Linked DNA regions of Mus musculus: regions 2 and 3 are each linked to region 1. A link is a loop called in an ENCODE intact Hi-C map of the cell type or tissue named here. Cell type or tissue: heart. All regions are shown on one strand. Links, peaks and the distances in the headings refer to the core of each region. The heading gives the core; the rest is flanking DNA.

Evidence for each region. Hi-C counts contacts between places; a loop is a spot of excess contacts. Peaks named below come from ENCODE experiments on the same cell type or tissue, not always from the same donor. Only the 100,000 strongest peaks of a DNase experiment are listed, where the experiment ranks them.
Region 2: a loop joins it to region 1, with 5 times the contacts of the local background. A loop is called at or near these places in 7 of 42 quality-filtered maps.
Region 3: a loop joins it to region 1, with 9 times the contacts of the local background. A loop is called at or near these places in 22 of 42 quality-filtered maps.

The regions. Positions count from the first base shown.
Region 1 is chr9:53,825,338-53,835,916 of GRCm38, forward strand. No RefSeq gene overlaps it. Among named protein-coding and RNA genes, the nearest start is that of Sln, 20 kb to the right of the region's middle. In heart, for the core only: a CTCF peak has its summit at 4,187 (motif pointing right); no DNase peak of the experiment used is centred there; H3K4me3 peaks cover 652 bases; H3K27ac peaks cover 482 bases; H3K27me3 peaks cover 1,003 bases.
Region 2 is chr9:54,107,223-54,117,801 of GRCm38, forward strand. No RefSeq gene overlaps it. Among named protein-coding and RNA genes, the nearest start is that of Tnfaip8l3, 44 kb to the left of the region's middle. In heart, for the core only: a CTCF peak has its summit at 5,709; no DNase peak of the experiment used is centred there.
Region 3 is chr9:53,981,376-53,991,954 of GRCm38, forward strand. No RefSeq gene overlaps it. Among named protein-coding and RNA genes, the nearest start is that of Elmod1, 11 kb to the left of the region's middle. In heart, for the core only: CTCF peaks have their summits at 3,712 (motif pointing left) and 5,807 (motif pointing left); no DNase peak of the experiment used is centred there.

The sequences.
Region 1 (10,579 bases), core at 1,087-9,086:
AGTGAGCTGGAGTTCACAGACTGAATTCAGGTTTCCACTAGAGCTCTCTTCTGGTTCTCTGGCCCCCTCGAGTGCAAAGTCCAGTCTAAAGACTACGCAATCCTGACTCTGCCCCCTGCTGGTAAATGTGGGGTAAGACAACTTGTCCCAGTCAATTCCGTGGCAAGCGAGGAATAAGTAAATACCCAGGAAGAGCAGAGCGCTGCAAGGCTCTGCCCCTTTGGGGATATTTGGAGCTACTGCGCCCTGAGTGCGGCAGCCCGGCCTCCTGTTTTGGCATCACATCCCTTCCACACACCTCGGTTATCTCAAGTCTCACAGTCTTGTCACCTCCCTTGTTATCTTGAGATTACCAGTTATTTTGGTGTCAACAGCAGAGGAGAGGATCCAAAAATAAAGGAAGCCCAGAGTATTAAATATAAACCACTCCTTAAAACAGGGGCATGTTTCTATAGCATCTACTAACGAATTAGTCCAGAATTCATGGACTTCATGCGTAAAGAGTTCTCCATAGGGGCACCCATCTTCCCCTGAACCTTTGCAAACTCCAGAGGGTTTTTTGTCATATCTCTGCACCTCCGGCTTGGCAAGTCACTCCCCAGGATGCCATATCACCATGGAAAAGCCTTCCACAGAGGACAACGCCGTTGCTTTCTGGGTTGAGATTGCGCAGCTATAGATCTGCTTAGGTTTCCTCCAGTCTTTTGCCAGAGAAGGAACGATCTAACCCCGCTGAAGTTTGCCAGGGCATTTTGTAGACCCTAATATTTAGTGAACCGTTGACTAAGCCCCAGGGTCTTGTTATGTAGCCCAGGCTGGCCCTGATCTTGTGAGCCTCCTACTTCATCCTCTGGAATTCTAGTTGTACACCACCTTTAAAGTTGTGCAGCTTAACCTTTTATTTTATGTATAATTTAGACCTTTTTTTTTTTTTTTTTTTAAGGTGTCCGCTAGACTCTGACAGCAAGGGGTGATTTGAGGGTTCACTGCCCAGAATTACAAATGTCATTTGCTGTCCAGGGATTCTGTTTTTAGGAGTGCAGTCAATTATAAAATACTCAGCTCTCCAACAGAGAACGGTCCTCACTCCCCTCTGTGCCAAGCTCGCCAGTCTGCCCTAGGATGCAACCTTACTGAGCGTTATAAAGACAACACACAGGTTCAGAAGAGATCTCTCCAAGGGGCGCAAGTCTGTCCATATCCACATCAAGATCTGGTGTGGAGATCATTGTTAATGACTTTAAGCTAACTTATCCCAAAGGGATACGTTTATTTAGGGCAGCTGCCTGGTGCCTTCCTTATTAAAAAAAGAAAAGGAAAATTCTGCAAATTTCTTAAATATTAAGGTAATATTTCCACATTATCGGACTAACTTACACTTAAGAACAAACTACCAAGTTTGAAAAATATAGTAGTTTCTCTTTAAAAGCATTATGACAGGAATTTCTCCTCTGGTAAAAATGAATAATTATTTGTGCTTTATTGCCATAGAAATAATATTTCCTGCCAAGGGTGGTTTAACTTCAATTTTTGGATCAATGGAATTATTAGTGTTTTTTTTTTGCATCTATCTATCTATCTATCTATCTATCTATCTATCTATCTATCTATCTATCTATCTACCTACCTATCTTTACGATATGAGAGACATTCTGTTGCATTGTCTTCCAGTTTCATGTGAGTTTTATGTGTTCTGTCTTTCAGCACAACCAATTTCTGCCCCGTACTAATTGTCCAGACTGCAGTAAGGACTTTGTAATTGATGGAAAGGTTTCTCTAGCCAATTCTTTCCATTACTTGAGGAATTGGCTGGGGATGAAGCCCAGGGGTAGAACACTCACTCACCTAGCATACACAAAACTTTGGGCTTGGTTCCCAGAACAACAACAACAACAACAACAACAACAACACACACACACACACACACACCTTTATATTCATTTCCTTAGTGTCAAAGATTCCTCTTCAGTGACTCCCACACTTTGTTTCCTCAGAAGTAGCTTATTTCTCCTCCTCCTCCTCCTCCTCCTCCTCCTCCTCCTCCTCCTCCTCCTCCTCCTCCTTCTTTTTAGATTTATTTATTTATTGTATGTAAGTACACTGTAGTTGTCTTCAGGCACTCCCGAAGAGGGAGTCAGATCTCATTACGAATGGTTGTGAGCCACCATGTGGTTGCTGGGGTTTGAACTCAGGACCTTCAGAAGAGCAGTCAGTGCTTTTAACCACTGAGCAATCTCTCCAGCCCGTAGCTTACTTCTTATCTCTATTTTGATTACAAGTACCACCCTAAAAATAGGCACCTGGACTCTCCCTTCCCTTCCTAGTCACCACATTTTTCCCGGGACAGGGAAGTGAACCCTCTATCACATTTGCATATTACAAATGCATAATGTTTACTGAAGGCACAATGACACAGCACACGGCTACTCCCCTCCATCCGTATTGCACTCTTCCACTTCCTCACATTATGATAGGTCAGACTGTGCTTCAAAAATTTTGTTCGTGGAGGTGAGGATGTAGATCAGTGGTTGAACACTTGCTTAGCATGCACAAAGTTCCTTGTTTCTACCACTGCAAAGCTAAACCAAAGCAAGATTTTCTCATAAGCATCAGACCGCTGATAGCCATTACCTAATGCTGAGCTAAAGGTAGGACACAATTTCCCTGGGCCCATGCAGATGATGGTGGTTGCCGGTACATTGGCCTTTGATTAACAAGAAATGTTTAACCACAACAGCACCAAGTTAGAAGCAGCCCAAGTGTCCACCTACATGAAAATAGATAAATGAGACAGTTTTATAAATGGAATGTCATTCAGTAATAAAATGGAATACATTACTGATTCATATAGATTATAAATAAATCTCAAAAATCTCCCGCGTGAAAGATTCCCTAGTTCATTTACACACAGCTCTATGGGAATAGAAATCAGAGTCAGGGTTGAAATAGTTCTTGGGAAGGGATAGGGGAACTTTTCCTGGATAAGGAAGCAGGTTGTGTCTTTCCTGAGGTATTGGTTACATAGTTGCCCAGTGGCTTTCCCCCCTCTTCCTTCTGGGGGGGGGGGGGACGACACACATACTGGACCAGTGCTATTCCACTTGGCTGTACCCCAGGCATTGGGGGTTTCCCCTAACGCTATAGACTCCTTCAGTCTGAACCTGCATTCTCTTCATATGTCCTGTCCCTTTCAGCTTCTACCCAGCAGGACTTCCTCTGAGGCTTTCTGCAATTGTAAACCGGAGCAGAAGCTGGACCGAATGGGCCCTTACCTGGTCTGAGGGTGCACAGCATACAGTGTCGCGAGGTATGGGCTTTGATCTTCCCCTCAGAGGACTGGGAGTCCACACCAAAACAAAAGAGGAAATGTGCGTCTTCCCTTGCGGGAGGAGAACCTGGTGCTCTGAACCGCACCCTCCCTTCTAAACACTTCTTGCTGCCTTCTGGAAACAACCTGAAGCCAGGAGGTGCGATTCCTTAAAATTATCATTTTGAATAGGTAAAACTCCGGTGGAAAGGGCTCTGCTGGCTTTGGCTGGTTTTGAACAGGGAGAGGCCATGGAAGTCCAGTGAGAACAGTTTCCGACTTGCAATTGCCCAAACTGTGGGAAAATGAGGTTAGGCTGTCTTAAGCCACCAGGGTTAAGGTAGTGTTTTCCATTAGAAAATGAGAACACTATCTGTGGCCAGTGCACTCTTGCAAGTTGGGAGGTGAAGCAAGGAAATAATAAAATATCCCTAAATCCCACAACTAGAGATAATGATCACCAATTACTTGGTGACTGTTTCTTGGTATCTGTCCGTCTGTCTGTCTATATCTATCCACCCATCCATTCATCCGTCTATTTTTGGTATGAGGCCTTGGGGGTTCATGACATATTTGTTGAGAGCTCTACTGAACCATAGTCTCAGCTCTGTGCTAGGTATTTTGCTTGCTTCGCTTTTGTTTTATGCATGCACACATATGAAAAAGTTTGCACATATACACACACTCAACCCATGTGTTTGGATTCAAAAGTACATACTGCTTTGGAACTTATATTTTTTACTTTCCCCACTCAAAAATGCATTATAGACACCTCCCCCCGCCCCCCCCCCCCTTGGTCTTTCCTAGGGTTAAACAGCTTTCCCTTTAACAGTTAAGCTGAGGTTTGAGAAGTGAGGGCACTGAACACTTGGTGGCAGTATTGAGACAAAAATTTTGGAAAATAACCGAAAGCCTCCGGGGACTTTGTTCAGCTGAATCGTGGCATTACCTTGCTGATATTTAATAACCGGAGAAAGAACATGTGTATTATTAGGGCTGTATGTCTCCAGCGGCTCCCGGTTTCCCCAGATCAGGCTGTACCGTTCCCTCCCAAGACGGAGAGATTAGATAAGATTGTATTTATGTTTGCTTCCATATCCGGTAGTGAGACTGAATTTGTGCTCTTAGGAAGCTGCTTGCCATCTCCTTCGCCCTCTTCCCCTGATAGATATCACATCAGACACAGAGGAGCTGGGCTGACAATTTGATGCCTCACCACTCAGACAATTGGGTCTGAATCTTGCCCCTTGCGGGTTCCTGCACCTTGCTACCGGAAGGTCTGGAAGATTTGGCTCCCAGTGGCTCAGGAGCTCTGTGGGTGGTGCTTCCAGTAAGATCTGGAATCCCAGGGTCCTCTGGAAAGCCTCCTGGGAGGGTATACTCTACACAGCAACACTGGGTTCTGAGAGGCAGCTGGGTAAAGACCATCCTTCCTCAGGTTAGATTACATCACTCATTTTTATTGAAGGCATATCACCCCAACCTGCATTACCATACAGGACAAGAATGCCCTGGAATTTTAGTAACTGCAGGAAGAACACTTTTTAAAAAAATTTTTAAAGATTTATTTTTTATTTATATGAGCACACTGCAGCTGTCTTCAGAAACACATTAGAAGAATGTATCAGATCCCATTACAGATGGTTGTGAGCCACCATGTGGTTGCTGGGAATCAAACTCAGGACCTCTGGAAGAACAGTCAGTGCTCTTAACTGCTGAGCCATCTCTACAGCCCGGAAGAACTTTTTTTTTCTTTAATTAATTTGTATTTTTTAAAAGAGGTGCTATATTCCCTCAGACGAGGCTACAACCCCCCCCCCCCCATGTGCAAAGCTCGTGTTTGTGTAGTGCAGTATACAATGGAGAAGGCAAGAGATAAACCTGGCCCTTCATTTTAGCTGTTAACTGGCCTTGCATCTTGGTCAAACCCCACAGCCTTGGTGTAGAAGTATTTTCTATTCACCCGAAGTAATTGTCCTCTCAGAGGCTTGTTCTTTCAAATTCTGACTTGGTGAGACAGCTGGCTGGCTGGTCCACACTGGACCCTGAAATACAGCTTGCTTTGATTGGACAATAGTGGATTTGGTCTTTTCTCCTTGTGATTCTCAGGTTTAACAGTTAATTGTAAGAAACCACAGTGCCTGCTCCCACCCTACACTTAACACACAAGGGCTGGAATCCTCCCAGCATTAGAAACAAAAATAAACTTAGTAATTTATACTTCAAAAAAACAACTATGGTCGGGCAGTGGTGGCACACACCTTTAATCCCAGTACTTGGGTGGCAGAGGTAGGCAGATTTCTAAGTTCAAGGTCAGTCTGGTCTACAGAGTGAGTTCCAGGACAGCCAGGGCTACACAGAGAAACCCTGTCTCAGAAAACAAAAACAAAAACAAAACAACTATGGCGGGTGGAACCTCACGAGCTGTTAAGAAATATTTATTTGCTGGGCTTGGTGGTGCAGGCCTTTAGTCTCAGCACTTAGAAGGCAGAAGTAGGTAGATCTCTATGAGTTTGAAGTCAGATTGTCCTACAGAGTGAGTTCCAGGCCAGCCAGGGCTACAGAGAGGGACTCTATCTCACAGAACAAGCAGAAAGCAAAATTTTATGATTTAACCTGTATTTTTTCTTAACTCAACACTATGCCCCAGGAGTATTTCACAGCAAAATAAATGGATGTCTTTATGATTTTGTTTTATAGTGGTGTATCACCCCACTGTGTGGCTCCATCATGGTCTATTCAAATGCTCCCTCATGGTGCTTATGAGATGGTTTGGTGGGTAAAAGCACTCGCTGATGAGACTAACAACTTGAATTTGATACCAAGGACCCACGAACTAGGAGAAAACTGATTTCTGCCAGTTGTACCCTGACCACCACACAAGTACTACCCTGTACCCATACATTTTTCAAAACGTAACAAATGGCCCCTCAAAGATGGAAGTTTGGATTCCTAACAGTGAGTCAGGGCAGTGAATACCTCTGATGAGGACATCAGCATCAGGTAGGTCTTGCCTAGTGCTAGAACAGAAAGAGAATAAATGGCATAAAAAAGTAGATATAAGGACACCATGCTCAGTCTTTTCAGACCGAGCTTACCAATCAGGACAAGTTAAAATATCTGGCAAGATGTCTGGACTTAGGGTCACCTTCCAAGAACATACACCACTCTTTCCTCAGCCAGTAAGAGCAAACTTAAAAATATTACAGAAAATAATTTCCCATCAACAACAGCAATAACAATTGCATGAGAGGATTGGTAATTAATGCACGGTAGACGAAGAATACGTTGGAAGCTTGAATGAGGCGTTCGTGCAGGATGGACACCTTACAAGCAGTGTTGACGTGATAGATGTAAGGAATGGATCAACATTATACCGAAGGTGTAAACACGACACCATGAATTTCCAAAGATATATGTAGTGTTAGGAAATATGTTATATATGGTGACTTTGGGGGGAAAGGGGGAAAATGAGGAAGTTATAATGAGGGAGAAGTGTGTGTGGACTGATCATGGTAATGTGCTAAGAATTAAGATGATGCCTAACATAACTCTTCAACTAAATTAGAACAAAGCAAAACAAAGGCTCATTAACACATCTCTGCAAATCCACAGGGCCCAGGCTTGTTTTACACCCGGCAGGCAGAGGTTATATAAATGGATCATTAAAAGTCGCATGGCATGCTGAGAAGACCTTGGACAGCTTTCCCAGGCATGTAAGCACTTTGTTGAAATGAATTCAACAATTTGTAAAAGTCAGGCCTCCAGGCTGTAGCTGAAACATGGTGCCCAGGACATCTTGCCTCCTTCTGAGACCTGATCCTAGGAAACTCATGGTCTGCTCACACAGGAGGTGGTTAGCAAAAGAAGAGTTTTTCATTATCAGGTGGTGAATGTGGGAAGCCACTGGTGGTGACCTTAAGCCACAAAGGTTCAGAAAATACTCTGCCTGCTACAATATTCTAACCCTCCCTCCTCATGGTGGAATGGCAGTGTTTACACTGTGCATGCTTCCAAAGAGGGCTGGGTTCCAATGGGCTCACTCCATTTCTCTCAAATACTGAGCTCTGACACTGTAGTCACAACAAAGGTGTCCAGGGGAACAGTGTTCCTTTGACTCATCAAATGTTATTTATAGAAGGAATATGTAAAGTAGCCATCTTGTCCAGCCCTCTATTTGACACTTAGCAAGACTCCATTAATCATCTGAATATGATTGGATAACCTTTGTCTGAACACCCTATTATTCCAGCCTGAGGGGTAACCATTTTCCTTCATTAACACGTTCACCATTTCAATATTTATTTATTTATCCATTTATTTATTTTTGTTTTCATTATTATTTACTTTAGAGACAAAAAGTAAAATATTTTCAAGCATTTAGTCCACATCGCAGGATATCTGGTCATATTGTGATCCCTGAGATTGTATACTGGAAAATCTTGTCTCTAGTTGTGGTATAGCTTGGCCCTAGCACACACCTTTAATCCAAGAGCTCTCTGTTTATTGTAAGGATTATAGGATTAAGTAAAGTCAACCATAGTTCAAGAGGCAGAGAAAGCAACCAGTTGACGGAGAGTAAACATAGGAAATAACCATAAAGAGTAAGAGGAAGTCAGGATGGTGGATAGAGAGACCCACAGGAAGTCGAAGGAAGGGACATTCTGTTGAAGGGTTTTAAAGACAGTGTGGAGAAGGAGAACTGACTTTGTCCTTCTGGGACATCCATTGAGGTGGAAGGTCCGCTGGGTGCTTTCTCTGCTTCTCTGGGCTAACATGGTTTCACCCCAGCATCTGGCTTCCAAGTCTTCATTTGGTAAAATCAGAAGATTGGGATTTTGTTTTAAAAGCAAAAAATCCATATATATTTTTGGGGGTAGGGAGTAGGTTAAGAAAAAAGAGCCTTACAAATATGAAGTCCCTATGTTTCTCTTTCCTCACAATACCCATTATCATGAATTTATTTTGCATTTAGACCATGCTTTTTGTGTTTGCTTCAAATGAGTATTAACATCATGCATTAAAAAAAAATAGAGTCTTGCTATGTGGCTCTGGCTGGCTATTAACTCATAGTAATCCTCTTGTCTTTTCCTTTTGAGTGTTAGGATTACAGATATGTGCCGCCACACTAGGAAATAATTTTTTTTGTTGTTTTTGTTTTTTTCGAGACAGGGTTTCTCTGTATAGCCCTGGCTGTCCTGGAACTCACTTTGTAAACCAGGCTGGCCTCGAACTCAAAAATCCTCCTGCCTCTGCCTCTCAAGTGCTGGGATTAAAGGCGTGCGCCACCACGCCCGGCTCAGCTCTTGTGTTTTTTGTTTTGATGGCAAATAGTACTTTAGTGACTTTCCTGGCAGACTCGGCTTATGTATGTGTAAGTTCCTTTATGTGCATCTGCATTTGAGGGAGTGGAGTCCTTACCAGAACAGAGAGCACCTTTAGCTTTGCTAGATACTGTCTGATTGTTTCCCTCCCAAGTGAAGGTCTTGGTTGGCCCATCAATACTTCAACTGTTAGACTTGTAAATGTCTATAAATCTGGTAAGGTAAAAGGTTGTCTCATTGTTTTATTGTGAATATCAATTAACAGTGATCATTTTTCACGTTTCTTTGACCATTATAGTTTATCGTTTTGTGAGTTTCCTGCTTATATCTATTGTCTGGGTTTTTGTTGTTGTTTTGTTTTGTTTTTGGATTGGGTTTTTAATCTTCTTGTTGACTTTCTATTCCTTGAATACTGGACACACACACATAAACACACATCTACATCTATCTATCTATCTATCTATCTATCTATCTATCTATCTATCTATCTATCTATCATTATCTCTATCTATCTATCTATCTATCTATCTATCTATCTATCTATCTATCTATCAATCAATCAATCATTATCTATCTCTCTATATCTATCTATCTATCTATCTATCTATCTATCTATCTATCTATCTATCTATCTATCTATCTCTATCACATATCACATTACTATTTCTCCCAGTCTGTGGTTTATAAATCTATATTTTTCTTTAATAGTGTTTGAATCTATGGGCCTTATGCATCCTGGGCAAGCTCTACCACTGAGCTACCCCTCCATCCCTTTTTAAACTGTTTTATTTCATGACAAGGTCTTGCTAAATTACTTGTGTTGGCCTTGACTTCAGTCAAAGCTGAAACATTCTTCAACTTGAAATTCACCTGTCTCACACCATGTAAGGTTCTGGAATCACGAAGCTATGTCATCAAGCCCAGCTTACAGTTTGTCTTTTAGTTCTGTTTATAGATTTATATTTTATACCAGAAATCTATAAACAGTTTACACTTTTATACAGTTAAAATGAACATTTCTTTCTAAACATTTGTTACAAGACTGACCTATAACTTAGTATCAAATGAAGGCTAAGCAAACTACCATGATTCCAGCGTCCCCCAGGCTACTGGCAAATGAGTCACTCAGCACAAATGTTCTTGTAATTGGGCTTTGAGGAGAGAGCAGTGGTCAGCCCCTATCAGGTGTCAGAGTGCTCTCACTTTCTGGAAAGAGTCTTGGAAGAGGAGTCATCTCCTGCTGGCTCTGCTCCTGTTGATGTGACTTCTGGTAGCTAGGGTGTGACAGTTTGGGCACTGGAAGTCACCAGAGGGCCTGGCTCCTGCTCTGTCAGCTGCTAATTCCATCAGAACCTCAGTGTCAGGATCTGTTAAACTAAAATGAGATTGCTCGCACGGGGCTGCTGAACCCCAATTGGACAGAGGTGAGAGTGTTTTGCAAGATGACAGATCAAAGAAAAGCAGGGGTTCCTAACTTAGTGGTTTGGTGCTCATAGTTATAGGATAAGAGGACCAGAATCTCTGTCTCTGTCTCTCTCTCTGTCTCACACACACAAATGAAAATAAATAAATCTTTAATAGAGAAAGAAAGGAGGAAGGGAGGACCTCTCTCTCTCTCTCTCTCTCTCTCTCTCTCATCTTTCCTCCCTTCCTCCTTTCTTTCTCTATTAAAGATTTATTTTCAGTGTGTGTGTGTGTGTGTGTGTGTGTGTGTGTGTGTGTGAGAGAGAGAGAGAGAGAGAGAGAGAGAGAGAGAGGGAAGGAGAGAGAAGAGAGAAGAGATAGATGAGAGAGAAAGATAGATAGATAGATAGATAGATAGATAGATAAGACTGAAGGACAAGAACACATTAGAGAAATTGCATATTTGTTCAGGCATTGCCTCAATATGTACTTTTTGGTCCTACTATGCACCTGCATGGCTGCAGGCACTGTGTATATGCTGTGT
Region 2 (10,579 bases), core at 1,721-9,720, 280 kb after region 1:
AGCTTTCTTTAACAAATGGAGAATGAAAGCCATACAGTACAATAGCCTCTTTAAAATGTCAGATCTATCAGATGCCAGATCAATTTATTATAAGCATAGTCACCATCATTAGCATGCATATGCTACACAAAGACCTGTGTGGGCCCAAGCAAATCCTCTGGTGGTACACTTGGCAGAACCCATTAAGTCTGCACCACCTCCTGCTCTTCCAGGCCCCTTGTCTCATTGTAGTGCTCTGGCTGCCTGGCAGTGAAAGTGTGTTGAGGCAGGAGTTTGCCTTCCAGACTAGTTTGCTTCCTGCTTCCATTGTGAGGTAAATCCCTGATCTCATTCAACAAGCCTGAAGAGTGTTGTTCTCCTCCCACTGTCCCTTTTTGTTTCCCAAGCATTTCTACTTCTATCCACAAACTCTCTAAGTGCACACCCAGCTCTACAATCTCCTCTAACAGAAAAGAGTTGTTGGCATCCCCCCTATACTTTTTCAAAGTAGTTTACATGAAAACTATGAAGGAAAACCAGAAAAAAAAAACCCTCTGGGAGGAAAGCAGGAGACCACCCAGTGGCAACAGCTGCTATTTTGCCAACCTCCTTAAACAGCATTGCTAATCCACCAAAACCTAAGCCATGTTGGGCACTACCTGTAAGCTTATATTTTTAAAACCTACTTTAATAAGGGTTCTTAAATGCTTTAACTTCCTTCTAGTCCACCACGCATCACAGGTAGTGGAAAGGAAAGGTTTATAAGGCAAAAGGAGGATGGATGTGAACCTTTTTAGAAATAGTTTTTTTGGGAAGATTCCAACTTTGTTGTCAAGATATTCGCATTTCAGTTCACACAAATCAGCAACAGTAGCTCAATATGCTCACAAACACCATTCATGAATCAGCATCTACAATTTAATCCAGAAGAAACTGCAAGGCTCTACCAATCAGCCTGAGTCCATGGAAATGGTAAGAACCCACGGGAATATCATAAGAAATTCTTTGGTTCACATCTCTACAAAGTTACAACAAATAATGATTAGCAAAGAAGGCAAGTGAACAAATGCCACAGCTTCTTCAGTGAAGACCAGCGACAGCAGAGCCCAAGGAAGACCAGCAAGAGCGGCAAGGCAAACCAATGCCAAAGCATTGTCCACTGTCTGTTATACTTGTACCCTTTTCAAACTTCACATGTCCTCTCAAGCATCTGCTCTAGCAAAACATCACATGCCCTTTTTCTAGGCAGTTTCTAGAAAAACATCACATGTCTGTTCTCAGCAAGACATCCTCCTAAATGTCTGCTTCAGCAAAACATTCTCTCATAAGACAGTTTCCAGAAAAACATCACATGACACAACTGAGTCTCCAGGAGAACCAGAAATAAATTCCCACCCAAGGCTGCTTTTTTTGTTGTTGTTATTCTCTGTGAAGATATAAGATCTCACAAGTAATATACAGTTTTGCATTAGCATAGGTACGGGGTGTGCAAAGTGAACAATTCATTTAATGAAAATTCCTTGTTCTCTGAGCAGATGAAAGACATCTATCTTTCTTAAGGTACTTTGGATTGTAACCAAACTGCAATATAAATTTTTATTTATGCTGAAAGATCCTGAGAGAGAGTAAAAAATTATTTAAGCCCCTAGACCTGTGTCCAAAATAGACCTCACTAATAGCAGGGAGTAAAAATTTTTATGACCCATTGTTCCAGGATGTACTAACCAAAAAGTAGGCCCCATTGTTCCAGGAAATGTTTGTACAGAATACTCTAACCGTTCCTTAAACCTGTTATGAAAACTTGCTAGCTTGCCAAATGCTATAGCCCAATGCCAGGTGTTTGCAGTTTTTGCCTTTATAAACTCCTTACCCCTTGAGCTCGGGGTCAACTCTTCTACCCCTGTGTGGGATACGAGTCGTACCCAGTGCACTGATCTTTCCTGAATAAACCTCTTGCACTTTGCATCAAGACCGTTTCTTGTGAGTGATTTGGGGTGTCACCTCTCCTGAGTCAGAACATGGGGGAGTCCTCACGTTGTGGGTCTTTCAATGCCTCTTAAAAGAATGAGATGGTAAGTCTTGAGAACTTTGTAGCAAAAGAATTATTGGTTATGTAAGCTGAAGTTTTGACTGAAGACATTTTCATTTCTCAGCTAGTTTCAGAGCTGTTCCCATATGAAGGAATCAGCAAATCATATTACTTCTTCTATTCGGTTTTTTTTATTTCTTCCTTCCTGTCTGTAGCAGAAATCATTAGGAGCTTTCCCTTTGTCATATCTGATTTCTAGGAATCCATAGTCTCTCCTTTCCTGTGGAAATATAGACAAAACCTCTTTCCCAGCATAACACATTCCTGTTCCATTCTGAGGTCAGAACATCTTGAAAATAAACAGGTTGGTTTAGTTCAGCATTTTTTTTTCATAAACGAATGTCTTTCAGCAGCTGTAGTTTGTTGTTGTTATTGTTGTTTTTCATTAGTGTTGTAATAATTATCTCTCTGGTAGTGTGGTTTCATGCTACCTACCCCAAAGTTCTAGGTTCCCGAATAAAAGACATGCACACAGTCTTTACATTTTGATATGCCTTAACCAGTTCAATAGCTGGGCCACTTCCTAACCTCCATGTGGTTAATCAACTTCCTTCTGATAATCCCAAGTTATTACTTACCAAATTCTCTATTCTACCTTGGCTGTCCTGAATCCAGAGGGCTGTCCAGCTGGGCTGCACTCTCCAGGCTAATTCACATGTTGCCTATGCCTCTCTGTCCTCCACTCTTCTCAGGTATGGCTTCTCTACTCTCCTTCTCCTGGCATGGCGAATCTCCTTCTTCCTCCTTCCTCTCTGTCCCAAGCCCAGAAATCCCAAAAGTCCTTATTCTGTCTTCTCTGCCCAGCAATTGGCTGCTGGCATCTTTATTTACCAGTCAGAACCAACTGGAGGCAGGGTCCCTCAGTGTCTTATATACATTCATGTAAGCAGTTTGGGGGACCAAAATTAACATTAATATAAGCAACATTAGGTCAAACCCACTATACATTAGCATTAAAAAGATCAAAATGAATAAAGCATTATGTAAGACTCTGAGAGTCTTTGTTATACCTATTTCTTAAGCATTTTTTGAAGTACAAATAGATATTTCCACAATTGCTTGCCCTGTAGGATTGTGTGGTATGCCCATAATATGTTTTATGTTATAATCTGTACAAAGATTGCTTCATTTTATTAGAGACATATGCTGGATTATTGTTAGTCTTAATTTGTACAGGTATCCCCATAATGACCACAACTTCTAATAAATACATAATTACAGAATCAGCCTTTTCAGAAGTTAAAGGAGTTGCCCATTGAAGTCCTGAACATGTATCTATAGTATGGTGCACATACTTACATTTCCAAACTCTGTTAAAAAAAAATCCACTTGCTAAATTTCATTTCTTTGGGTTGTTTCTTGCAGGTAATAGAGTTTGGTTATATAAAGAACATTTAGGACCTATTTTTAACAATTTCTTTGGCTTGCTGCCAAGTGATAGAAAATTCTTACTTTAAACCTTTGCTGTTAACATGTTTTTATGAAATTCTGGCACCTCAAGCACACTCCTTATCAAGGCTGATAAATGTCATCATTATCTTGTGTTAGAATATCTGGCAGACACATATGGGATCTGATATGGATTATTTACAATGGATTATTTATTCCTCTTTCTAATCATTTTTTTGTAGTTGAATAATCAATGAAGTCAATTCTGAATCATTCATCCTGAATAAGTCCAACAGTTTCTATACCAAAACAACCCTTTCTGCATATTGAGAGTCAGTTACCATGTAGGAGATTCTTGAAAATCTAGTTAACACCATAAGAATTGCATATAATTCTGATTTTTGAACTGACTCATAAGGACTGTCAACTACCTTATTATTTTTAACTCATATTCTGCCTTATCAGATTTATTTGTGTCACTATAAAGTGTAGGAGCTCCGTAAAATGGTGTCCCTTTTATTATATGAGAAATAATCCAATTATTTTTGTGTAAGAATATTTTTGCTGTTTGGTATTGGGACCAGTGAGAGGCCCCTCAGCGTGTTTTTAATAAGGGGTTACCCCATTTGTCTGTTGTTGACCCACATTCTTTAGTTCAGTGTTGGCCTTTGCCACATCTTTTGCATATACTAAAAGGCACAAGCTCTCTTTTGGAATCAGTTTGGTTTTCTCTGTCATTTTTTAAAAATTACTTTGTTCATCACAATTAAGACATTTGTGAGTTTGCCTTTTCTCACAACTGTTAGAAATGGCTTCTTCTATTCGGGTTATCTCAGGTAATCAATAAAATCTGATTATCAACTGTATTCCTAATCCATTCATCAATAGGTGGTGATCACGCTCTCAGCAGTCTGATCACCTCTTTGAGGAAAGATTCGATTAGTTCCTTCCTAACGAGTAGAACTGATATCTTTCTATCTTTAGCTGAAGTTAATCTTTGAAAAAAGTCAGTGAATATTTCTTTTGGAACTGGTATAACCTGAATGAATGGTTTGAGTCTTTTTCCTGTCTCTTCAACCTTGTCCCAGGCATTTAAGGCGGGTATGTGACATAATGCCAAGGTTTCTTCATCATATGTGGCTTGTATGTCTATCTCAGCATATTGACCTTCACCTAGCAGCTGATCTTAATGTCTCTGGCTTTATTTCTCTGTGCTGTCTCCATAGCCTCTTCAGTCTACCATGAAAGCCATTGTAACTGTAGCCCAGGTTCTAATATTGCTCTTCTCCCATCATTCCGAAAGTCTTGGGGGATTGTTCTATTTTTGATTGCCCAAGAAGTCAAGATTTGTTTTATGATTGGTGAATGCATTCAAAATTTAGTAACACTTTTGTTAACCTTTCTCAAATCCAACACATCCACAGGGTGTCATTTGTATCCCTCATAAACCTGTGTGTGTTCTGCGTCTGCTGGTCCTTGTTGTGTACTAACCAGATGAGTGGAAGGTTGTTTTCTAACAACTTTTGGTTGACTTTATGTTTATCTTCTGTCTCTACATGAATATTTTTCTTAGCTTTAATTAATTAATGTTTTGAACTTCTCTTTTAAGGTCTTTGTCCATATTCTTTATGTCACTTGTTTTTGTATGTCTGCCATCTTAGCATTCTGTTCAATCTGATTTGTAAGTTCTTGTATCTTCTGCTCTAATGTCTCCTCTAAATTTTCTCTCCATGCCTCATTTTTCTTCCACTTCTTCAATCTGATCTATAAATTTTTGAACATTTTGTTCCAAACCTTACTTCTATGTTTTATTTTTCTGTGTTTTGTATCTCTAATATCTTTGTATCTTATATCTGTATCTTATTCTGATTTATTTATTTTAGTAAGGTCTCCTGTAATGTTTGCCTCCAAATTTCACCCATTTCTTTTCCTGCCTCTCTAAGTAGTCTCCATATTCTGACTTATAAATTTTTATTCTATCCTATAATGTTTGACACGATAAACTAAAATGCTTATTAAGGTAAGAATGAAATTTAATAATATAATAAATGTAACCAGCAATGTGTCATTTTCCTCTGTTTTCTATCCCCTTTCAACCATTTAAAATAGTATTACATAAAATCCAAAAAGTCTTTATTCTGTTTGTCATCTTTATGTGTCTATTTCTCTCCAAAATTATTTAACCTCAAACCCCTTTTATTTGATCAGTTTTCTGTGCTTCAATTTGTTTTGTGTTCTTTGTCTCCCTCTGATGTTCAGCTCAGGACACTGCAGCAGTTGGTCTTGTTTTAGCTATCCTGTTTTGTTTTTGTTTTTTGTTTGTTTGTTTTGTTTTTCTGTATAAAGTTGAGAATTGTTCTTTCAAGAGCTGTAAAGAATTGACACTGTTGGTCTTCAAATGCTGTTGCCATTCCCTTCAGCTCTCAGAAACTAAGCCACCAACCAAAGAACATACACAGGCTGGTCTGAGACCCCTGGCACATATATAGCAGAGGACTGCCTTGTCTGGCCTCACTGGGAGAGGACTAGCCTAATCCTGTAGGGACTTGATGCCCCAGAGAAGGGGGATACCTGATGAGGAGGAAGAAGTACTCTCTCAGAAGTCAGTGGGAGGGAGAATGGGTAAGGAACTCTGGAAGGGGGATTAGGGGGAAACATTTGGGAAGCAAATAAATAAAATAATTAATTTTAAAAATTAATTTAAAAAAACAAAAAGAAAATATCTGTAAAGAATTATGTTGGAACTTTGATAGGGATTGCATTGAATCTGTAGATTGCTTTTGGTAAGATGCTCATTTTCACCATGTCAGTCCTCCTGATCCATGAGCATGGGATAGCTTTCCATCTTCTAAATGGAAAGAATTATACCATCTAGAATTGGTGTAATTCTAGATAGCTAGAATTACACCAAGATATCTTGTACCATTTGTGCCTATTGTGAGGGATTTTGTCTCCCTAACTTCTTTCTCAGCTCCTTTATCACTTCCATAAAGTAAGGCTCCTGATTTCTTTGAGTTAATTTTGTATCCAGCCATTTTGTTGAAGGTGTGTAGGAATTCTCTAATAGAAATTTTAGGGTCACTTGTGTATCATATCATATCATTTGTGAATAGCAATATTTTGAACTTTGTGTCCCTTTGATCTCCTTTAGTTGTCTTATTGCTCTAATAGAACTTCAAGTACTAGACTGAAGAAATAGGGAGAGAGTAGACAGACTTGTCTCGTCTCTGACTTTAGTGGACTTGTTTTGAGTTTCTCTCCATTTAATTTGATGTGGGCTATTGCCTTGCTGTATGTTGCCTTTATTGTGTATGTTGTATCCCTGATCTCTTCAAGGCTTTTAACAAGAAGGAGTATTCGATTTTGTCAAAAGCCTTTTCAGCATCTAGTGAGATGATTATGTGGGTTTTTCCCCCCTATGGTGGATTAAGTTGATGGATTTTTGTCTATCGAACCACCACTGCATCCCTAAAATGAACCCTATTTGATCATGGTGGATGATGGCTTTGACATGTTCTTGGATTTAGTTTGTGAGTATTTTATTGAGTATTTTGCATCAATGGTCATAAGGGAAATTTGAATGAAATTCTCTTTTTTGGTTGAGTCTTTGTGGGCTTTAGGTATCAGGGTTTCTGTAACCTCATGAGTTTGGCAATGTTCCATCTGTTTCTATTTAGTGAAATAGCTTGAGAACTATTGATATTAACTCCTCTTAGGAAGTTTTGAATGTCTGGTAGAATTCTGCACTAAAACCATCTGTCCCAGGGCCTCTTTTTTTTTTCACTTTTAATGATTGCTTGTAATTCCTTAGGGGTTATAGCATTATTCAGATAGTTTAGCTAATCTTGATTTAACTTGGGTAGTTGGTTTCTGTCTAGAAAATCATCTATTTCACTTAGAATTTATTCAAATTTATAGAATTCCATCTTTTCCAATTTTGTGGAGCACAGGCTTTTGAAGTAAGGCTAATGATTCTTTTAATTTCCTCAGTGTCCATTGTTATGTCTTCCTTTTTATATCTGATTTTGTTAATTCGTATACAGTCTCTTTGTCTTTTAGTAAAGTTGTCTAAGAGTTTGTCTATCTTGTTGATTTTCTCAAAGAATCAGCTCTTGGTTCCGTTGATTCATTGTATTGTATTGTTCTCCTTGTTTCTCATTGATTGATTTCAGTCCTGAGTTTGATTATTTCCTGCTGTCTATTCCTCTTGGATGTGTTTGCTTCTCTTCTCTTCTCTTCTCTTCTCTTCTCTTCTCTTCTCTTCTCTTCTCTTCTCTTCTCTTCTCTTCTCTTCTCTCCTCTCCTCTCCTCTCCTCTCCTCTCCTCTCCTCTCCTCTCCTCTCCTCTCCTCTCCTCTCCTCTCCTCTCCTCTCCTCTCCTCTCCTCTCCTCTCCTTTCCTTTTCTTTTCTTCTCCTTTCTAGAGCTTTCAGATCTACTTTTAATTTTTTAGAATGAGAACTCTCCAATTTCTTTTCTTTCTTATTTGTTTGTTTGTTTGTTTGTTTGTTTTGAGACAGGGTTTCTCTGTATAGCCCTGGCTGTCCTGGAACTCATTTTGTAGACCAGGCTGGCCTCGAACTCAGATATCCACCTGCTTCCCAAGTGCTGGGATTAAAGGTGTGCACCACCACTGACTCCAATTTCTTTATGAAGGCAATTAGTACTGTGAACTTTCCTCTTAGCACTGATTTCATAGTGTCCAGTAAGTTAGGGTATATCGTGCTTTTAATTTTCACTGAATTCCAGAAAGCCTTTAATTTCATTTTTATTTCTTCCCTGACCCAGTGATCACTGAGTAGAGAGTTGTTCAATTACGATGAGAATGTTCTTTCAAGAGCTGTAAAGAATTGACACTGTTGGTCTTCAAATGCTGTTGCCATTCCCTTCAGCTCTCAGAAACTAAGCCAGTTGTTTGTTGTGTTGGTTGTTGTTGAAGTCCAGCTTTAATTCATGGTGATCTGATAAGATGCAAAGGGTTATTTAGATTTTCTTGTATCTGTTGAAGCTTGTTTTGTGGTAAATTTTGGAGAAGGCCACATGAGGTGCTGGGAAGAAGGTTTATTCTTTTGTGTTTGGGAGAAATATTCCAAAGATAGCTGCTAGTTCCATTTGAATCATAACCTCTATTAGTTTCATTATTTTTCTGTTTAGTTTCTGTCTTGATGCCCTGTCCATGGGGAGAGCAGGATGTTGCAGTCTCCCACTATTAATGTGTAGGGTGGGGTTCAATGTGTGACTTAAGTTTAATAATGTTTCTTTTATGGTGTTGGTGCCCTTGCATTTACAGCATAGATGTTCAGAATTGAGATGTCCTCTTGGGGGATTTTTCCTTTGATGGGTATTACATGTCCTTCCCATTTATTTTGTTTACTTTTGGTTGAAAGTCTATTTTATTTTATATTACAGTTGTTACTCCAGCTTGTTTCTTAAGTTACTTTCTGTAATTTTAAAAAATATTTTTATTATGTATTTTCCTCAATTACATTTCCAATGCTATCCCAAAAGTCCCCCCACCCCCCACCCCCACTTCCCTACCCACCCATTCCCATTTTTTGGCCCTGGCATTCCCCTGTACTGGGGCATATAAAGTTTGCAAGTCCAATGGGCCTCTCTTTCCAGTGATGGCCTACTAGGCCATCTTTTGATACATATGCAGCTAGAGTCAAGAGCTCTGGGGTACTGGTTAGTTCATAATGTTGTATCTACAGGTTTGCAGATCTCTTTAGCTCCTTGGATACTTTCTCTAGCTCCTCCATTGGGGGCCCTGACTTTCTGTAATTTTAATGTTGGTGGTGGAAGTGTGTGTTTGCATGTCTGTGTGTGTGTGTGTGTGTGTGTTTTCTCTTCTATTGATTTTAATAACATGAAATTATTTATTTCTTGTTTTTTCTTGAGTGTAGTTATCCTCACTGGATTGTATTTTATTTGTTTTCTAGTATCCTCTGTAGGGCTGGGTTAGTGGAAATATATTATTAAAATTTGTCTTTGTCATGGAATATTTTTGATTTTTCCATTTACAGTGATTGAAGGTTTTGCAGGGTATAGTAGTCTGGTCTGACATCTGTGGTCTTTGGGGGTTTGCAAGACCTCTGACCAGACCCTTAGAGTCTTAGCTTTTAGAATCTCAGTTGAGAAATTGGATATAATTCTGATAGTTCTACCTTTATATGTTACTTGTCCTTTTTCCCTTGCAGCTTTTGATATTCTTTCTTTGCTCTGTACACTTAATTTTTTTATTATTATGTGGTGGGAGGGTTTTCTTTTCTGGTCCAATCTATTTGATGTTCTGTATGTCTCTTGTACTTTTATAGGCATCTCTTTCTTTAGGTTAGGGAAATTTTCTTCTATGAGATTATTCTTAGGTTTAGTCTTTTCATTGTGTCCCAAATTTCCTGGATGTTTTGTGTCATGAACTTTTTAGATTTTGCATTTTCTTTGACTGAGTGCTGATTTTTTCTATCATATATTCTATGCCTGAGATTTTTTCTTCCATCTCTTATATTCTGCTGGTGGTGCTTATGTTTGTAGTCCTGTTCTCTTCCCTAGATCTTCCACCTCCAGGATTCCCTCAGTTAATGTTTTCTTTATTGCTTCTATTTCCATTTTCAGGTCTTGTACAGTTTTATTCATATCCTTTGCCTGTTTGATTGTATTTTCCTGTATTTCTTTATATTTGTTTGCTTCATCTTTTAATGCCTCTACCTGTTTGAATATATTTTCTGGTATTTCTTTAAGAGATTTATTCATTTTCTTGTTAAAGGCCTCTATCATCTAAAACTGGATTTAAGATTATCTTTTTGTGCTTCAATTTCATTAGTATATCCAGGGTTTGCTGAAGCAGGATAGTGGGCTCTGGTGGTGCTATACTGCCCTAGGTCTTGTTGATTTTGTTCTTCTGCTGGTCTTTAGACATCTGGTTTTCCCTGGTGTTGGTTGGGTGATCCTGATGGTAGCAGGACTTCTCAGGAAGGCAGGGGGAGCTGTGAGCCAGATGATGGAGGTCAGGGTAGTTGATTTCTCTGGCTCTACCTCAGGTAGACCCCACTGGAAAGGGGTTGGTGGGACAATGTTCCAAGCTGGCAATTCTTTCCTCCCCTGTCCCCTCAGGCCTCCACAGGAAA
Region 3 (10,579 bases), core at 922-8,921, 160 kb after region 1:
TCTGAAGTATAGCATTGGGAGCTTAGCACCATTAACTTTTTTACTTCAATTCAACAAGCAGTTCTCAAGTGCCTGCTATAAATGAGACTTGTTTTCAGGGAAGATTTCTATTCAGTTCCTGAAACAGTTGGAGTTTAGGAATATATATATATATATATATATATATATATACCCCTTTTAATATCTCCCTTTTAATTTGATAAATCATTTCAGCCATGACTTCCTTGGAGCACATATAGAAAGGACAACAGATTGCAGAATCAGCAACACTTTATTTTTATCTACGATCATGATTATTATTTGTAGTGCTGGGATTGGGTCCAAGGCCTTGTACATACTAGGTAACTGCTCTACCAGTGAGCTAAATTTCCAGACCAATCAACAGTGTTTAGAGGCAGGGAATTAGCCAGTGAAGATACAGAGAGCTTCGGAGGCTTAAATGCCATCAGCTGGGACCTAATATACGTTGTTTGTTTGTTTGTTTGTTTGTATAACCTCTATCCTTTTATGGACCTGAAAATCATAGTTTATGTCTGAAGAGATGGCTCAATGGTTAAGTGGCTCCTCTAGAGGATTTGAGTTCAGTTTCCACCCACAGCAGGCAACTGACTGTAACCTCAGCACCCAGGGATTTGACACTATCCTTTGCCCTCTGTGGGTACCTACACACATGCATACACACAAACAAATATAAAAATAAACCTTAAAAATGTAAAGATTAGAAATGTGATTTATTTAAAGGGATAGAACTCAATTATACTTTCCTGTTCTCTGTTCCGCTTTTATCTCCCAATCAAAGCTTTGAGGGACATGAGTCTCGGACACGGGTCTCTCTAACAAGAAGGTAGACAACTATCTTAAAATTTAGAAGTTGGGGACAGCACCCAAGAGAAAACTAGATGTGGCAGCAGCAATGCCACCATGGGGCAGCACCCCATGTTCAGCACCCTGGGCAGTATCAGCCCACAGTCAAAGGAGGCAGTCCGGGAAAACAACCCAAAGGCTTGTGGTGCTGTTCTCATTCGAAGTGCAGAAGATTCACTAGGGAAACTGCTAGTCGCTCGGTCCTCCTGGAGCATCACTCACGGTCACATGGGATAGTCAAACAAGAATCCAAAGCATTTTCTTTTGTTGAGTTGAGAACTTGAGAAGAGCTGTCTATCCATACTATAGCTAGTTATGTGGAAAGAGCCGTCAAAACGGTGGATAGGGTATATTCCGGCTGAAGCAGGCTTTTGTTGAATGTGTAGAAAGGAAATGGAAAAGTTGGTCCAGCAGATCTGATTCAGAATTATCTGGATAAATGACTTCCAGATAAGCAGCCAGCACACTACCTGGTTCCCTCGAATTAGAGTCTGTAGGGTATGGACCCAGGCCTGAGTATTGTGAAAACTCCCCTAGGTGATCCTGATGCATGGAACTAATTAAGAAACACTTAGGATGGAAGCCCAGTTCTCTAAAAGTATCAATCCAGGCTCATCTGCTCCATATCCTAGTCCATATTGAAATGAAGTGGTAAAATGTCTATGCTGCTCCAGGTGGAACCCTCTAAGCAGAACTTCTCTGGATTGGCCTCATCGGGCTAGTACCTTCCTTTGCCCAGGTGAAGCCAGTTATGAGTTAGTGCAATGGTGAGAGTACTTAATAGGCACATCACAGAGAGAAGTCAGCATGTCAACTGTCCCCAAATGCTTGCCATCCAGTAGCACTAATGCACATTAGGCTGTGGTAGGCATGGTAAGGCTATAAGGGACTGAGGCAGTTTATTTATGAGGGAACATAATGTAGCTGGCAGAGATAAGGGAAGAGCCTTACAGACTTAAAGTGAAGCATTTAAAGAATTGCATCTAGCATTTATAGAGTCTTACTTTATGGCCAGCCTTATTCAAAACATTATAGAGATATTATCTAGTTTATCCTCATAACAGCCCTAAAGGTAAGTATATTATTATTCCCATTTTACATATAGATGAGGAACAGAAGCAGAGAGAGATCAAGACTGCCAATCTAGTAATGACGGAAGAGGCCAGATTCCAGGTTGTCTGATGGAAAGTCTACACATGGGAGTGCACACACACATAAGTATATATAAATGCAAACGCATTCATACGTCCCTATGACCATGCATATACACAAATCCAGCACACATAAACATAGTTAAGCACATATGACTATACACACATATATATGAACACATACATGCACATATGAATGCACACATGTACCTATGCACACACACATGGCCATGCACATATGAAATCACATTTGCACCTTGTGGTGGTTTGAATAGGATTGGTTGCCATAGATTCATGTGTTTGAATGCTTAGCCCATAAAGAGAGGCCCTGTTAGGAAGTGAGGGCTTGTTGGAAGAAGTGTGCCACTGTGGAGGCGAGCTTTGAGATCTCATCTGCTCAAGCTAGGCCTAGTGTGGTAGTCTTCTTCAGCTGGCTGTGGATCAAGATGTAGAACTTTCAATTCCTTCTCTAGCACCACATCAGCCAGGATTCTTCTCTCCATGGTGATAACAGACTAAACCTCTGGAACTGCAAGCCAGCCCCAATTTTTTTTTATAAGAGTTGCCATAGTCATGGTGTCTCTTCACACGAATAAAACTCTAAGATACCTGAACATATAAACACACAGGCACATTTATGTATGAATACACACATCACATATGTACACACACATAAATGTAAACCTCTATACAAACACATGAATTCATAAGCACAGACATACACATGCATATATGAATACACAATGCACATATGAACACACATATCCATATGCACACATGAACACAATACACATATACACATGTACATGCACATAAAACACACACATGAGCATATGAAAACAAATATACATATGAAACTATGAAGATAGGAATAAATATATGATTATAAATACATATATAAGAATGTACACATGCACATATAAATGCACACATACAACTATATATGCATAAATTGCCATATAAACACATACCTATATACATATGAACACAAACATTCACATGCATATATTAACACATATATATGCAGGTATGATACATATGCACATATGAATAGATATGCAATATGGCCATGCACACAACCACATATAAATACTGATATACACATACATGTACATATAAATGCACATTTATATAAGCACACATGCATGCACACATAAACATGCACATGTGTGTACATACCCATTCACATCTGAACTTTCTTAGAAAATTAATGTGTGTGTGTGTTTTAAGAGATACAGAGACAGACAGACAAAAAGAGAATAAGACAGGCGGAGATAGACAGAGACTTTAGAGGCCAGAAGAATGTATTGGATCCAGTTGAGCTGAAGTCACAGACGGTAAAGAATCAACTAACACAGTTGGTCCTTTGACCTTTCCATGCTGTGACATACATGCTACCCAACTAAATAATCAGAAGTACCACATGTACGGTCCCCACTCCCAGCCACATACAGTAAAATTTAGAGAAACGCTGTTGGCTTTTGACACAAGTCAGAAGACTCACAGCGAGGGCCAGGCTGAGAAGAGAGGCTAGCAAGAGTGGGCCACGTTCTGTTTCTACAGAATTAAATCTGCATAGTCCCACTTCAGTTTAAGAGTTAAGAGTTTTAGCTGCACTTCCAGAGGATGTGAGCGCTTTCAGACCTGTAAGTGGCATCTGACAGTGGTCTGTAACTGCAGTTCTAGAGGATCCAGTGCCGCCTTCTGGCCTCCGAGGGAACTGCAAACATGTACACAGACCATGCATATAAAAGAAAATAATTAATCTTTAAAAAGGAGACCATCGTCTCTTGTTCTATCATCTTCTCAGCTGTACAGAGCTTTTTCCTTTTGTGACGCCCCATCTGTAAAGCATCGACCTGGAGCACTGGGCGGTTGGACCCCTCGGCGACAGAAAATCTTTCCCCAAGCTTACACACTGTGGGTATTGCCTGTTTCCTTCAATCTCAGTGTCTCAATTTTCACATTTATGTTTTGTCGTTTTTTTAAAATTAATCATTCCATTCATTTGCATCTCAAATGATATCCCACTTCCCGGTTACCCCTCCATCAACCCCTCATCCCACACCTGCCCTCTCCCCTCCCCTTTGCCTGTATGAGGCTGCTCTCCCACCCACCCACACTCCTCTGCCCCACCGCTCCAGCAACCCCTCTACGCTGGGGCACCAAACTTCCCCTGGAACCAAGGGCCTCACCTCCCACTGCTGTCAGGCAAGGCCTTCCTCTGCTACATATCTATCTGGAGCCACGGATCCCTCCAGGTACGCTCTTTGGTTGGTGGTCCAGACTCTGGGCGGACTGGGTGGTCAGCCAGCCTATGTTGTTCTTCCAGTGGGGTTGCAATCCCCCTTCGCTCCTCCAGTCCTTCTGCCAGCTCCCCCACCAGGTTCCCTGAGCTCAGTCTGATGGTTGGCTCCAAGCGTCCGCCTCTGCATTGGTCAGTTGCTGGCCCGACCTCCCAAGGAACACCACACTAGGTTCCTGTCAGCAAGCACCTCTTGACTGCAGCAACAGTGTTGGGTTTGGTGTCTGCAGACATGATGGATCCCCAGGTGGTGCAGTCCCTGGTTGGCCTTTCCTTCAGTCTCTGTTCCATTTTTTGTCCCTGTTCTTCTTTTGGACAGGAACATTTCTGGGTTAAACTTTGAGATGGGTGGGTGGCCCCATCCCTTGACCAAGGGCCATGACCATCTACTGGAGGTAGTCTCAACAGGTTCTATATCCCCCTTCATATATCCCCTGTGCATTTTAGCTAAAGTTATCCCTGTTGGGTCCTGGTAACCTCATGTTTCCTTGGTGTCTGGGACCCTCCAATAGGTATCCCCAGTTTCTCATTCCCCCTGTTACATATTTTTGTTCAATTTCCTGACCCTCTGTACCTCTCTTGCATCTCCTCCAGGTCCCCCTCTCCATTTAGAATTAGTTTTTTGCCTGGTGATTGATAGGAATCCAATTTCATTCCTCTACATGTGAGCATCCAGTTTCCCCAACATCTTTGTAGAAAATGTCTTGTTTTCAGTGTGTGTTGTAGATGGAATACTTACACATATTCCTGTTGGGGTCTTGGATATGACTCCGCTGGTCTCTGTATCTATTTTTGAGCCAGTAACACATTGTTTTAATGACTATAGTGCTGTACTATAACTTGAAGTTTGGAATGGTATTGAGATTGTTTTGACTGACTGAAGTCTTTTGTGATTCCATGAAAGTTTTAGATTAATTTTCCTTTCTTCTTTTCTATTTTGTAAAGAATGTGGTGGGGCTTTTGATTTGCACTGCACTGAAACGGATTATACCTTCAGATAGACACATCATGCTCAAGTTATTAACTCTACTGATCCAAGAGCAGGGTCTGCCTTTCCGTTTCCTATCCCCACCACCACCACCTCTTTTCCCTCTCTTTCTGTTTCTCCCCCTCCCCCTTTCCTTCTCTCCTGAAATTTAAAGTTTTCCTTGTAGAGGTCTTTCACCTCCTGCGCTAGGGCTTATTCATAAATATTTAAATTTCTTTCAGGTTATTGCGAAAGTGAGTGTATTCGCCATCTCTTCCTTATGTTTTGTTTTTTGTTGGTGCATAGTCAGGCTATGGACTCATGCAAGTTGATTCTATACACGGGCACCTTGCTGACATGGTGTTTTATTTCTAGTCTGACATGGTGTTTCATTTCTAGACGTTCTCTGGCAGAACATTGAGGGTCTCTTACAGATAGTATCATGTCGTCCACAAACAGGGGAGTTTGACTTCTTCCTTTCCTATTTGTGTCCCTTCACCTTCCTTCTCCTGTCCTAGTGCTCCCTCTAGTGCTCTGAGCACAGTCTTGAAAAGGATGGGATTAGCAGACAGCCCTGTTGTATTCCTGATTCCAGTGAGATTGCTTCAAGCTTTTCTCCATTTAGGCTGATGTTGGGCTTAGGTTTCTCATCTACAGCTTTTAATATGTAGGAAAATGACCCTAAGGTCCCTCTAGCCCTTCTATCACTGGGACATATAGGATTTCAGGGAAGCTTCCCCCCCTATATTTATGGAGATGATCAGATTGTTTTTTGTCTTTCAGATCATTTATGTGGTTCGCTGCATTTAGTGACCTGTGTGTGGTGAGCCAACTTTGCATCTCTGGGATAAAGCCAACTCAGTCATGGTGGATAATCTTTTTGATAGAAGTCTGTATTTGGTTTTCAAGTGAGCATTTTTTAATTCTATGATCATTAGGACACTCTGTCTCTTTGTCTCCCTGTCTCTGTCTCTCCATCCTTCCCTCTCCCCTTTCCTCCCTCCTCCCCTACTTTCTTCTCTCCTTCCTTTCCTCCCCTCCCTCCCTTCCCCTCCCTCCCTTCCTTCTTTCCTTTCTTCCTTCTTTCCTTTCTTCCTTCTTTCCTTTCTTCCTTCCCTCTATCTTTACCTGGTTTTAAATTGCCCAAAACTGGTTAATAAAAGATTTATAGAAGGAGTTTGAAAGCACTCCTTCCATTTCTGTATTTTTATTTCTTTCTTGACCTGTTCATTATGCATTATGTAATGAATGAGTTGTTTAATCTCCAGTTGTAGGGGACCTGATGTCCACTTAAGTCCTGTGAGGTCACCAGGCACTCATGTGATGCTCAGACATAAGTGCAGGCAAAACAACTATCTCCGAAAATTTAAAGATTAAAAAAAGGAGTGAATGACTATACCTCATGATTATTCTCAATTCAATGTTAGTATGATTATCATTATTTTAAAAAATTTTGTTGATTCTTTGTGAATTTCACATCATGCATCCCAATCCCACCCATCTCCCCGCCCCTCCGTAGCCAATCTCTGCCCTTGCAATCTCACCTACAAAGGAAACAAAAGAATTTAAAAAACTAAAAGAAATCATCTTGTTGAGGAAGCTGTGGTGTGTCACACAGTACACCCTTTTGCCCAAACAGCTTTACTTGCAAATATCTATCTATCTTAGTCAGGGTTTCTATTCCTGCACAAACATTATGACCAAGAAGCAAGCTGGGGAGGAAAGGGTTTATTCGACTTACACTTCCATACTGCTGTTCATCACCAAGGAAGTCAGGACTGGGACTCAAGTAGGTCAGGAAGCAGGAGCTGATGCAGAGGTCATGGAGGGATGTTCCTTACTGGCTTGCTTCCCCTGGCTTGCTCAGCCTGCTCTCTTATAAAACCCAAGACTCCCAGCCCAGAGATGGTCCCACCCACAAGGGGCCTTTCCCCCTTGATCACTAATTGAGAGCATGCCTTATAGTTGGATCTCATGGAGGCATTTCCCCAACTGAAGCTCCTTTCTCTGTGATAACTCCAGCTGTGTCAAGTTGACACAAAACTAGCCAGTACACCATCTTAATGAGCCTGGTTCTAGGCCTCTGGCTTCTGCTACACTATCAATACTGGGTCCTCACTGGGACTCCTCTCAGACGTCCTGTTGTTGCCCTGTGTCATGGAGATCCTGCAGCTTTGGATCTGTAGAACCAGCCCCTTCACATGCTCCAGCAGATCATGTTAGTGTGGACCAACTCAAAGATATAGATTTGTGTTTGGGTGGTAGCTGAGTTAGTTGGTCAGCCTGCCAGCTCTCCTGAGCTCATGTCACTAGGGCCAGATCTCCAGTACTGTCCCTGCAATGGTGGGGCCAGCTGTCCTGCTCTCAGACCTTTGGCCTGCTCTTCTGTGCCCACATTACCAGAGCTAGTTCTCTCATGCTGCTCCAGCAAGGGTGGGGATGCTCTCCTCAGTGCTTCAGCCACAGAGGGACAGGGTCAACTCAGTGCAGCCCTTGGACAACAAAATGGTCCGAGGCAGCAGTCCACACCAGGGACTTCCACATGGCCTTTGGTGGTAACATGGACCATGGACATCAACACAGACCCCTGCTTATGCAGGGCCACTGACCCAGACACGGTCCTCAGTAGCAGCGTGGACTGGGCCTCACATGCCCTCAGGTGGCAGCCCAGGCTGCTCACATCAGGCTATTCCTCACCATCCTCACTTTTCCAGTTCTGCCTCTCTTCACTGTGCACACACCACTCTGCTTCTCTTTCTCTCCCATCTCTCCACCATTTACTCGCTCATCATAATGGTTGACAGACCTCTGGGTGTCCCGCACCCTACCCATGCCACAGTGGTGGACAGGGGCATCAATTGTCATTGTTTCTAACAAGTAATTATTATAATCTGCTGCTAGGTTACTCGCTGGCTCCTGCTGTGTTGAGGTGAGGATGCATCTCAGTGGCGAGAACCTGCCTTTCCTTCTCTGACAGGGGTCAGAATCTGTGCTCTCTCCGTAGTGTATGCAGTGGTAGACGCACTTGCTCTCATTTTAGTGTATAGTGTGGTGGGTGCACTTGCTGTCATTCCTCTCTGACCCTTGCCTCTTCCAACTGCCCAGACTACAGGCATAACACAAAGACAAACGTTATAAATGGAGAGCCACTAGGAGCCCACTTTTTGGGGACAAGTGAGCCAACTGGAAGGGAGGATGTGTGACATCACACCAAAGTATATTTCTCCACCAAGCCACCAAAGTGCCTTATGTCCTCGGGAACAGGGTGTCCCCTTTTCATTTGTGGTGGCCATGAAAGAGTGATAACAACAGCTATGTCTTTTCCTTTTTATTTACTTACTTATTTATGTATTTGCTGTTTGTGCGTGTGTGCCTATGTTTGTCTGTCTGTGCTCTTCTTGACCAGTAAACTCTAGAAAGGTTTTCCTAAGATATCTCTCTCTCTCTCTCTCTCTCTCTCTCTCTCTCTCTCTCTCTCTCTCTCTCACATAACCCAGGTCCTGAAATTACTTACATTGTGCTATAGCTCTCTGTAACTGTGGCATAACAACTACATGGGTGCTGGTATACAGCATATATATATACTCAACAAATGAGTATGCTGGTATGCAGGTAAATGAGTAGGTGACACGTAGTTCTATTATCTCACACCTGAATGGGAAAACATTGGACACGGTGGCACCCGCCCATTGTACCTGAAACTGAGCGGTAGGTGCTGAAGGATCATCATCCATTTATAGCACCTTGACCTTGTAGCAGAGACATGATGTGCAGGGCCATGGCTGAGCAGGACTACTTAGACAAGCATAGCTCTCACCTTCCAGCCAACCTTTGTGTGTTGGAGTGTGGAGGGGAAGAGGGCCTCCATGCTGCCTTCCAGACTCATAGCTTTTTGGGGGAGAATCCTATGCTTAAGTTCATTTTGACTTATTCGCTTTTTTACTTCAGTTTTAAATCTGATGTAACTGGATTTTATCTGGAATTCAGCAAGCCCTACTGATTGTCCTGCCTCTGTTACCTTCAGGACACATTATGTCACCACCTGGCCCAGGTCTTCTTCCTGAGCATTGAGCAAGCCTTGAAAGAAAGTGGCCTCTCTTAAGTCTTTTAAGTTTATTATTATTACAACACATTGCCAATCACCAAGCATTATTATATATTTAACATTTACATTATTTCTGGGAGCTATTGAGGGGAGAGGAAAGAGGCCTAATAAGATCTCTTGGCCCTCTTCCCGGTGCGGTCATAAATCTCTCTGTTCTGCTTTTTACCATCCTCTTGGCCTCTTAGCTCCTCCCTTCCAAGATCTGCATGCAGTGATTCTTCCAGGTTTTCACTTACTCACTTATTTCTGTGTAATGCATTCGTTTCTACAAGAGAGGGTCCCTATCTACATTGAACCAGCCATCTGAAGCATCATTTGTAGTTATTACATACAACGGCCACTAGATGGCACAAGCTCCCTTTAGTATGGGATGGAGTGTGCTGGGCACTCGTCCTTTTTCTCTCCTCCCCTTGTCCCCTCCTGTTGATTCTTTGGATTCTCAGTTTTTCTTTACCCTTTATTCTTTCTGTGAATTTTAGACATGCCTGCTCCACAGAGAGTCTCCATCCCCAAAGACAATAGTGAGAAACTCTGAGCAACACAGTGTGTGCCTGATATTTCCCAATGTCACTGACCTTGAAGGAAAATGATTTTACTCTATTCTGACTGGTGGGTTTCTGTGGAGCACGAGAACCGTGCCTCAAGAGGAACTGGTGGAACTGGCGAGGTAGAGCATATTCAAACCCCCCAGAAATCTCAGAACTTGAGGCCAGCAGGAGTGGAACTGGCTTCCTCCAGGTTTCTCCGCCTGCCTTGGAGGTGTAACCAGGCAGCCCTCAACCACGTGGTCACAGGTAGTCGGGTACTTACCAAGCACCTGGAATGCCTCTCCATGCTAATGAGGCATTTTAGTAGCCTTAGCCTTCAGCCAGTGACCTTTTTCCTCCCTAGATAGTCTCACACCCTTCCCCTAAACTATACAAACCCACCCCAAATAAAGGAATGTAAACAAGCTAAGATCATCCCAGAAAGCGGCTTCATTAAAGATTGTCAGAGAAGGCCTTTGCCTGAAAGGACCACAACACAGAGAAGGACTCCCCCTCTGCTGCCCCCTCCCACCCCCACCTCATTCCCCACCCTTCATTCCCTCATCCCCCATCTTACCCCACCCTCCTATCCCTCTCCACCCCCGACATCCACGCCCCCAACCTCCCCTGCTCTGGACCTCGATCCCAACTGGACCAGTA